2 separate regions of the Homo sapiens genome follow, and region 1 is linked to region 2. A link is an interaction called in ENCODE POLR2A ChIA-PET data of the cell type or tissue named here. Cell type or tissue: HepG2. All regions are shown on one strand.

Region 1 (5,000 bases), 160 kb before region 2:
CCTTATTATGGCAGAGACGGCTCAGAACTTTCCTCAAGCAACAAGAGAGAGCAGGGAAATACAGAACCAATGCAGACCTCCACGTGGGTGTCATCTCAGAGGAAGCAGCAAGGTCATCTGTCCCCTGCAAGGGAAGAAAGAAACCCTTTTCTTTGCTTTCATTTGTTCTGAGGCCTGGAACAGCAGCTGCACTTTTTTTCCTGGCAAGCTGGAGAATTAGGGCGGGCACAGATCTCCTTTAAAAGGGAAAATATTTCTCTCCATTCTCAGGAACCTCAGTCGAAAGGAAACACTCCTCACTCTGAGGCCTGTTTTGTGCCTTCCCCTGTCCATGCTGCAGGCCCCAGTCTCAGCCTCAGCACAGGTGACATTTAAGGGATGGCTCTGGAGCTGACCCCACTGCCTCTAGCATTAGGACCAGACCTCAGTTTTCTCTTTAGTAAAGAGAGCCTGATAATTTCTCCTCTCTGAAGACTGCTGTGGGGGTGGATGAACCCTTGCAGGCCATGAGGTGGCAGCTCCAGGGGACAGATGGCTGCCTGTGGGAATGATGCCCCGTGCAGCCAAATCTCCTCCTTCTTCTTTAAAGACAAATCAGAAATCTGAATGGTTTATCTGGAATCTCCCAACTGATTAAAAATAATGTCAATGACTTATGGTCTGCACTCAGTCAGTCTCCTTAATTATATAGAAGTGGAAAGAGCAATGAACTAGCAGTTAAAATGCTTTGTATTTGAGGCCCAGCTCTGCTACCTCCCAGTGGGGTAACTTGACCTTCCACCTTGCCAGGACTCAGTTTTCTCGTTGGTAACCTGGGGATACTAGCCACACAGTCAATGAACAATGGGTTGCTGCAACATTTAAATGAAATAATGTAAATGAAAAGACTTTGGGAAGTGCAGTTCATTCATTCACTTGCTCATTAACTCAAATAATAATCATTAGTGAACTATTTTGGAGCAAACACTGTTCTTGATCCCTGGGGTGTAGATAGACAGAGTAACATGGTCATTAAAGGTGAGGACGCTGAACTAGACTGCCTAGGACCAAAGTCAGGCTCTTTAACTCACTAACTTTGGGATAGGCAATAATAATACCTGACTGAAAGGGCTATTGTCAGGTTTAAAAGAGTTAATATATGTAAAGCATTCACAACATGCCTGGCACAGAGCAGCTGCTATAGAAGCTTTTGATCATAAAAGATCATTTTCTTTAACATCAACAGTGGAGAAGTTAAATTACACTTTAAGAAGACATAGCTGAATATCTTACCTTAAAAAATACTAGAAGGCTTAAAAGAATAGAGCAATGAACACTGGTGTAACCTTTTAGAAAGTTTTACAGCCACAATTCTTTAAATACAGAGTGAGGTTTTAATGATTAATCATTAACCATTGAGAACACACAGATATGTGGAATGTCTTAATTTATTAGTTGCTATGGTTTAGATATTTGTCCCCTCCAAACCTTATGTTGAAATTTGATCCTCAGTGTTGAACGTGGGGCCTAATGGGAGGTGCTTAGGTCATGGGGGTGGGTCCCTCATTAATAGATTAATTCCCTCCCTGGGGAGGACAGTAGGTTCTCCCTCTATTAGTTCCCCATATAGTTGGTTGCTAAAAGGGGTCTGACACTCCCCTCCGCCTTGCTTCCTCTCCCACTGTGGATCTCTGCACATGCCAGTTCTCCTTCACTTGCCCCCGTGAGTGGAAGCTGCCTGAGGCCCTCATTAGATACCCAGTCTTGAACTTTTCCAGACAGCAGAATTGGGAGCCACATAAATGTTTTATTTGTTGTTGTTGTTGTTAATAAATTGCCCAGCCTTAGGTATTCCTTTACAGCAACATAAAATGGAGTAAGACATTAGGGACAGAGGCTAAGGATTAATTCTACTGCCATTATAACACCTTAGGTTCCTTTTTATGAAGTGCCACTTTAATGACACAAATGACACATGAATACATTTCCCTTATTAAAAATAATGAAAACATTTGCATGAGGCTCAAGTCCTCTTTGAAATCTGGTGTTATTCTGCAGTAACATAAAAGGGAAAAGCCGTAATTTCAGTAGCTTCAAGAAACAAGGATTATTTATTGTTCAAATCCATATCCATCTCAGGACAGTGGGGATGTCTACTCCACAACACTTTCACTCATATGCCTGTGATGGCAGCTCCTCCGCTATCTAGGATGTGTCAGCAAGGTAAGAATGCAAAACATTTACAGTACTGGATGGTAATGGCATCTTCCCCAGGCAACATACACACTTCCCATCACATTCCATTGGCTAGAACAGATCACATGACCACCCCCAACTTCACAAGGTGAAAAAATGTCAATCTTACCATGCACCTGACTCCATCGCTTACCAGCCACATGATTTTGGGAAAGTCACTGAATTTCTTTGTGCCTCAGTTTCCTCATGTGTAAATCAAGAAGAGAAATGTGGCACTTATTTCAGAGGATTGATAAAAGAAGTAAATGACATTAAAAATGTAAAGGGCTTAGAAAGGTGCTCAATAATATTAGCTATGATGAGAAGGAGGAAGATGATAAATAAATCTTTGTGTATGTTTAAGAGTGATCCATAAATAAATCCATAAATAAATCTTTGTGTATGTTTAAGAGTGATCTCATACTGTGGTTCTGTCCTGTAATCTATACGTGGCTGAATCTTCAATACTAGTAGAAAGAATACTCTTTGCTGTATTCTATAATTTTAGGGCATATGTGTATATATACACACATACATATTCATATATATGCACATATTCAATGTACAGATGGTCTCCAACTTATGATAGTTTGACTTACAATTTTTCAACTTTATGATAGTATGAAAGTGATATGCATTGAGCAGAAACTGCATTTTGAGTAGCCGTACAACCATTCCGTTTTTCACTTCAATAAATTCAATAAATTACATGAAATATTCAACACTTTTTAACAAAATAGGCTTTGTGTTCGCTGATTTTGCCCAACTATAGGCAAATGTAAGTGTTCTCAGCACATGTAAGGTAGGCTAGGCTAAGCTACGATGTTTGGTAGGTTAGGTGTATTAAATACATTTTTAATTTAATGATATTTTCAACTTTATGATGGGTTAATCAGGATGTAACCTCATTGTAAATTGAAGAGCATCTGTAGTATAACGTAATACAATAAATATACATGCAAAGTACCTCTTTCCTTCTGTTTCCACGAAACCTGACTGACATACAGTTTTACTGCATTTAGCCTGAGTCCAGAGGCACAATTCACAGAGCAAACAATGGGTTCATGTTCGGTATTTCCTGATGTGGTCAAGGGAGCAGGGCTGTTCTTGGCAGGCAGTTCTCGCCCACGTGCTAGCTGGCCCTCGGCTGGCTGATGTCAGAGACAACACATGGGTCAGGGAGCTCAGATGCTTGAATGGTGACACAGCTGGAACCCCAGTTAGTACATGAGAGAGGAAAGCAGAATGAGTTGAGGTCAGTAGAGGGCACGTGGGACAGGTGTCGGAGCTGAAGTGTGGAGAAAGGGAGGGATGTGGGCAGAAGCCAAGTTCTGGTAGCAGAGGCTCTGAGAGCAGCCTGCATTTGTGGTGGTGGGGGCAGAGGTCGGGACTACTGCGATCCAGGCACCCAAAGGTCAGTAGAGTCAAAGGGCTCAAGGACTTCGGGTTGACTCTGGATGATGACATGCCCGGATGGGCGTGAGTGGACAGGTGCCTTGTACCTGCGGAGTGATATGGTTTGGATGTTTGTCCCCTTCAAATCTCATGTTGAAATGTGACCTCCAATGTTGGAGGTGGGGCCAGGTGGGAGGTGACTGGATCATGGGGGTGGATATCTTGCCAAGGGCTGAGCGCCATCCCCTTGGTAATGAGCGAGTTCTTGCTCTGAGAATGGATTGTTTACAAGAATATGGCACGTCCCCCGCACCTTGCTCCTTCTCTCACCATGTAATGCCCCGGCTCCCTTTCACCTTCCCCTATGATTGGAAGCTTCCTGAGGCCTCGTGAGAGGCAGATGCTGGCAACACACTTTCTGTACGGCCTGCAGCGCCACGAGTGAATTAAGCTTCTTTTCCTTAAAAATTACCCAGCCTCAGGTATTTATTTACAGCAATGCAAAAACGGACTAACACACCCAGCATTCACCCCCATGCTTCTGAAGCCACACTCTTGAGCTTGCTCTAGAAAACACAGCTTTGCTGGTCTCCGGTCTGTGCCAGGGTGATCATGTGACTCAGGCTTGGCCAATGAGGTTTCACATGACTCTGCCCACAATGATTGGTTCAGGAATGGCACGTGACCGAGTCAGAGCCAATCAGACCTCATCCTGGACCTCTGCTGGGGGACAGGGTGGGAGGTGTAAAACTGAGGCTTCTGAGCCACCAGGGGATGGCATCTGTCTCAGTGCAATTTCAATCCAGCAAAGTCACTCTGAGACAGATAGAAATGTGATAACAAGGTTTTACCCTCTGGAATTGGATGTGCCCAAGGCCAGCTCTATCACTGGCTTTTCCTTGGCAGGAGGCCATAGATTCTTTTCCTTATCTGAAGCCAGGTGGACTTGGGTTTCTGGCCACCTACAACCAAGTGTATCCTGGTAGCTAGAATGTGCCTCTTTGAAGACTGATGTTCATTGTCTTAGAGTGGAAAAGTAGACTGGCCACCCTGCAAATACTCTTGCAGACTTTCCTGGTCCATCTAGAAAAAATTCTTTTAGCTTCTCAAAAATTGCAGTTTACTTCCGTGCTCCCGAAGAAACCCAGTGTTAATTCATCCTTGAAGGGTACATGTCTTTGGAAGAGCTTTCCATGGCCTCTAATGTCAATTTTCCTTTTGATAATTTGTCTCTGCAGTATTAATGTCCAATGCAGTTTCATCCCCATCCAGCCCACCCTAAAATCGCCATAGTAGCCAATCATTGATTGATTTGCTTTCTTTTTAAAATAAGTCCTAGTTGAACCCCTAAAGTGTGTTTACTTTGAATGCATTACAATTGTACTTATCAA
Region 2 (5,000 bases):
AAAGGACAGGAGGTAGGGTATTAAGGGCAATTATGGTCCAGGCTAGAGAAGGTGCAATGCCAATGAAGGTACCAGGCATAGGAAGAAAACAAGCTGACCAATAGAGGAGGCATCTGAGGGAGGGAACAACAGGCTGTCCCCTGGATTGGATGCTGGCGGTGGAAGAAGATAAAGTAGGAGGTGCTGATGTTTGCTCACCCAACAGCTGTCCCCACCCTACTTGCTAACAGGATTTTTTTCTAGGCAAAATGGAAATGGATCACAATTGGTCAAAACCAGCCTTGGCTATGCCAGTCACCTTTGCCAGATACTTCCCAGCTCCCTTTACAGTGAGGACTTCCCTATGACTCATTCTGGCCCAAAAGACCGAAGAGGATTGTGACAGGTCTCCTAAGAAAGGTTTTCATTTCTTATAAAAATAACAGGTGTAAAGAGGGTGTTCCTTTGAATTGCCCCTATTTCGTTGTTTTGGCTTTGATCCTAAACTGGAAGCATTGAAGCCAAGCCTTTGATTAGCTCCCATTTTCTACAATAGGAAATTGGAATACGTAATGCCCAGATCTGCACCCCACCCCCCAGTCTTTTCCTAAAAACACTGGTATTTTCTTTCCTAAAAACACTGGTATTTTCTTTTCCTATCTTTTGAGATGGAGGTATTGCTCGTGTCTGGGTGAATTGCTTATGCCAATGAGATGTTCGTAGACACGGCACAGGCAGAAGCCTGGAATGTGTCGGCACTGCCAGGCCTGCCCTCTAATGCTCTTGATTTTTCCCACGAGACGAGCGTGCCCCAGGGAACTTTGGCTCCAGCTGCAGGATGAGAGGCATGTGGAGCACGCAGGGTTCCAACCCTCAGCCTGGAGTCAAGCCCAGACTAGATCAGCCTAAGCCCAGCCAAGCCACGGGTGCAGGAGTGAAAAGCAAATGCTAACTGTCCATGACATTGACTTTCAAAGGGGCGTGTCATGTTATGTGGCTCATCCCAGCAACAATGAAGATATTTCTCTATCAGTCAGTCGGTAAATAATTATTGACAATGTGCAAGGAAGCTGGAGTGATTGGAGTAGATTTGGTCACTATTCTTATGGAGCTTATTTTCTAGAGGGGAAGACATATGATGGATCAATAAATATAAATTATTCTATTAGGTTGGTGCAGCAGTAATTCCAGCACTTTTTTGCCAGTAAAGGTAATGGCAATCAAAAGTGGGGAGGAGCCGGCGCTGCAGTTCATTGAAAGTAATGACAAAAACTGCGATGACTTCTGCACCAACCTAATAGAATAAATTACGAGTGCGCAAAACGCTGTGATGGGAAAGTTCCAAGTGCCAGGACAGCATCTAGCTTCCTGGACTCAGGAGATGGGGGTTTTCAACCTAAGCAAGGTTAAGTCCAAGTGGTGGGGGCAGGCGGGGGGGCGATATTTCAGTGGAGACTCCAAGGATGAATGGAAATTAGAAAAGTGAACGCAGATGGTGAGGGGGGAGGGGTTTCAGGCACAGAGAACAGCATGTGCAAAGGCCTAGCGGGGAGGACATCGTGTGTTCTGGATGTCCTCCCCGCTGAGGGGCGGGGACTGAGGGGCAGCCAGCAGGCTGGAGCTGAGCGGGTGGAGAGGAGGATGGGGAGCCGGGCAAAGGCGCTCCACGCAGGGGGCACAGCAGGGGCAAAGGCCCGGAGTCAGGCCTGAGCCTGTGTGGTTTCAGGAAGTGACAGAGGCCTGTCTGGGAGGAAAGTAACAGCAGAGGGGAGACCATAAGGTCAGGGCAGAGGGCAGGGCCGTGCTGGGCACTGTGGGCTGTGGATAGGACCTGGCATTTATGCTCGGGTGAGGGGAACATGTTAGAAGATTTTAAGGAGGGCAGGAACATCTGGGGATAACGTGTATTCTAGAATCTCAACCAAGTAAATTCTAGTTTGAATGTTCACAAGACTTCTGCACAGGCAAAGTGAAAGATCGTTTCTAGAGCTGTGAGATAAAATCATAGTAAAAGAGAGTTACTAAGTTTTTAAAGGTTATTTCAAATGGTGGATTTCCACCTTACAATTGAATATAAGTAGATTGTAAGGTTGATGGAAAGTAGAAAAGTTTCCTGACTTGTGTGAATATAAAAGAAACATCAGTTTGAAAGAAAACATTTATTTATTTACTTCCTCTGCAGTTTTCCTGACTGCTACATTTCATGAGAAGGGATTATTCTTGAGGGTTCTGGAGCTGCAGCCCAGGGGAGGAGCCAGTGCTGCCACTGACACCTCAGGGTCGTGGAGGTGAAAATCCCAGAGGAACAGGTGCTCCTGTTGCAGTTTGAGGTTCCTGGAGCTGGAGACGCAGGGAGAAGATGGCGCTGCTGTTCTAATTTAAGGATCATGAAGCCGGAGACGCAGAAAGGAGCTGGTGCTGCCACTGCTCACATCTGAGGGTTTTAGAGCTGGAGCCTGGGGGTGGAGCTGCTGCTGCCTTTGAAGTCTGAGAGTCATTGACCTGGAGGTCCAGGAAGGAGCTGGTGCTGCTGTTCTAGTTTGAGAGTCATGGAGCTGCAGACCCAGGGAGGAGCAATGTTGTCATAGTTCAAGGGTCAGGAAGCTGATGACACAGGAAGGAGAGATCTTGATCTGCTTTGAGGGTCGTGGAGCTGCAGACCCAGGGAGGAGCAATGTTGTCATAGTTCGAGGGTCCGGAAGCTGGCAACACAGGGAGGAGAGATCTTGTTTTAGTTTGAGGGTTGTGGAGCTGCAGACCCAGGGAGGAGCAATGTTTTTGTAGTTCCAGGGTCCGGAAGCTGGTGACCCAGGGAGGAGAGATCTTGTTCTAGTCTGAGGGTCGTGGAGCTGCAGATCCAGGGAGGAGCAATGTTGTTATTTGGGGACTGGAAGCTGCAGACCTAGGGAGGAGAGGTCTTGTTCTAGTTTGAGGGTCATGGAGCTGCGGACCCAGGGAGGAGCAATGTTGTTTTAGTTCGAAGGTTCGGAAGCTGGTGACTCAGGGAGGAGAGGTCTTGTTCTAGTCTGAGGGTCGTGGAGCTGCAGATCCAGGGAGGAGCAATGTTGTTATTTGAGGGACTGGAAGCTGCAGACCTAGGGAGGAGAGATCTTGTTTTAGTTTGAGGGTCGTGGAGCTGCGGACCCAGGGAGGAGCAATGTTTTCATAGTTCAAGGGTCCGGAAGCTGGCGACACAGTGAGGAGAGGTCTTGTTCTAGTTTAAGGGTCGTGGAGCTGCAGACCCAGGGAGGAGCAATGTTGTTATTTGAGGGACTGGAAGCTGATGACACAGGGAGGAGAGATCTTGTTTTAGTTTGAGGGTCATGGAGCTGGAGACCCAGGGAGGAGCAATGTTTTCGTAGTTCGAGGGTCCGGAAGCTGGTGACCCAGGGAGGAGAGATCTTGTTGTAGTCTGAGAGTCATGGAGCTGCAGATCCAGGGAGGAGCAATGTTGTTATTTGAGGGACTGGAAGCTGCAGACCTAGAGAGGAGAGGTCTTGTTTTAGTTTGAGGGTCGTGGAGCTGCAGACCCAGGGAGGAGCAATGTTGTTATTTGAGGGACTGGAAGCTGATGACACAGGGAGGAGAGATCTTGTTTTAGTTTGAGGGTCGTGGAGCTGCAGACCCAGGGAGGAGAGATCTTGTTTTAGTTTGAGGGTCGTGGAGCTGCAGACCTAGGGAGGAGCCATGTTTCCATAGTTCAAGGGTCAGGAAGCTGGCAACACAGGGAGGAGAGGTCTGGTTCTAGTTTGAGGGTTGTGGAGCTGCAGACCCAGGGAGGAGCAAGGTTGTTTTAGTTTGAGGCTCCGGAAACTGGCGACGCAGGGTGGAGAGGTCTTGTTCTAGTTTGAGGGTGCGCCCAGGGAGGAGCAATGCTGTCATAGTTCGAGGGTCAGGAAGCTGATGACACAGGGAGGAGAGATCTTGATCTGGATTGAGGGTCGTGGAGCTGCAGACCCAGGCAGGAGCAATGTTTTTGTAGTTCGAGGGTCCAGAAGCTGGCGACACAGTGAGGAGAGGTCTTTTTCTAGTTTGAGGGTCGTGGAGCTGCAGACCCAGGGAGGAGCAATGTTGTTTTAGTTCGAAGGTTCGGAAGCTGGTGACCCAGGGAGGACAGATCGTGTTCTAGTCTGAGGGTCGTGGAGCTGCAGATCCAGGGAGGAGCAATGTTGTTATTTGAGGGACTGGAAGCTGCAGACCTAGGGAGGAGAGGTCTTGTTCTAGTTTGAGGGTCATGGAGCTCCCGACCCAGGGAGGAGCAATATTTTCATAGTTCAAGGGTCCAGAAGCTGGCGACGCAGGGAGGAGAGGTCTCATTCTAGTTTGAGGATCATGGAGCTGCTGACCCAGGGAGGAGTAATGTTTCTGTTGTTCGAGGGTCAGGAAGCTGGCGACCCAGGGAGGAGAGATCTTGATCTGGTTTGAGGGTTGTGGAGCTGCTGACCCAGGGAGGAGCAATGTTGTCATAGTTCAAGGGTCAGGAAGCTGACGACACAGGGAGGAGAGATCTTGATCTGGTTTGAGGGTCGTGGAGCTGCGGACCCAGGGAGGAGCAATGTTTTCATAGTTCGAGGGTCCGGAAGCTCGCGACCCAGGGAGTAGAGGTCTTGTTCTAGTCTGAGGGTGGTGGAGCTGGAGATCCTTGGACGAGCTGGTGCTGCAGTTTAAATCTGTGGATCCTGGAGCTGGAGCCCTAGGCATTAGCTGGTATTGCTGTTGTTCATATATGAGGGTTATGGGGCTTGAGGTACAGGGAGGAGACGCTGCTGCTGTTCAAATCTGCGGGTCGTGTAGCTGGAGAGCGGGGAGGAGGTAGTCCTGGTGTCTAGTGTGAGGGTGGTGGAGCTGTAGACCTGGGGAGGAGCTGGTGCTGCTGTGTAGTTTGAGGGTCATGGAACTGGAGACCTAGGGAGGAACCAGTACTACCGCCATTGAAGTCAGAGGGTTGTGGATCTCGAGTTTTCGGGGACAGCCCGTGCTGCTATGTAACTGTGGGGAGGATCCAGTGTGTCAGGTGATGT

What was found. Peaks named below come from ENCODE experiments on the same cell type or tissue, not always from the same donor. Only the 100,000 strongest peaks of a DNase experiment are listed, where the experiment ranks them.
Region 1: POLR2A ChIA-PET joins it to region 2 with 6 read pairs; 2 of 35 experiments call an interaction of 5 or more read pairs at or near these places.

Annotation. Positions count from the first base shown.
Region 1 is chr20:48,282,294-48,287,293 of GRCh38, reverse strand. No RefSeq gene overlaps it. Among named protein-coding and RNA genes, the nearest start is that of LINC00494, 75 kb to the left of the region's middle. In HepG2, no CTCF peak of the experiment used is centred here; DNase peaks (open chromatin) are centred at 1,463, 2,233, 3,353 and 4,373.
Region 2 is chr20:48,123,938-48,128,937 of GRCh38, reverse strand. It overlaps LOC105372640 (a long non-coding RNA gene), which reads right to left. Exons shown (of 2, transcript XR_936803.2): 2 at 2,124-5,000. Among named protein-coding and RNA genes, the nearest start is that of LINC01522, 140 kb to the right of the region's middle. RefSeq lists an enhancer at 2,079-2,964. In HepG2, a CTCF peak has its summit at 2,349; a DNase peak (open chromatin) is centred at 2,527; H3K4me3 peaks cover 823 bases.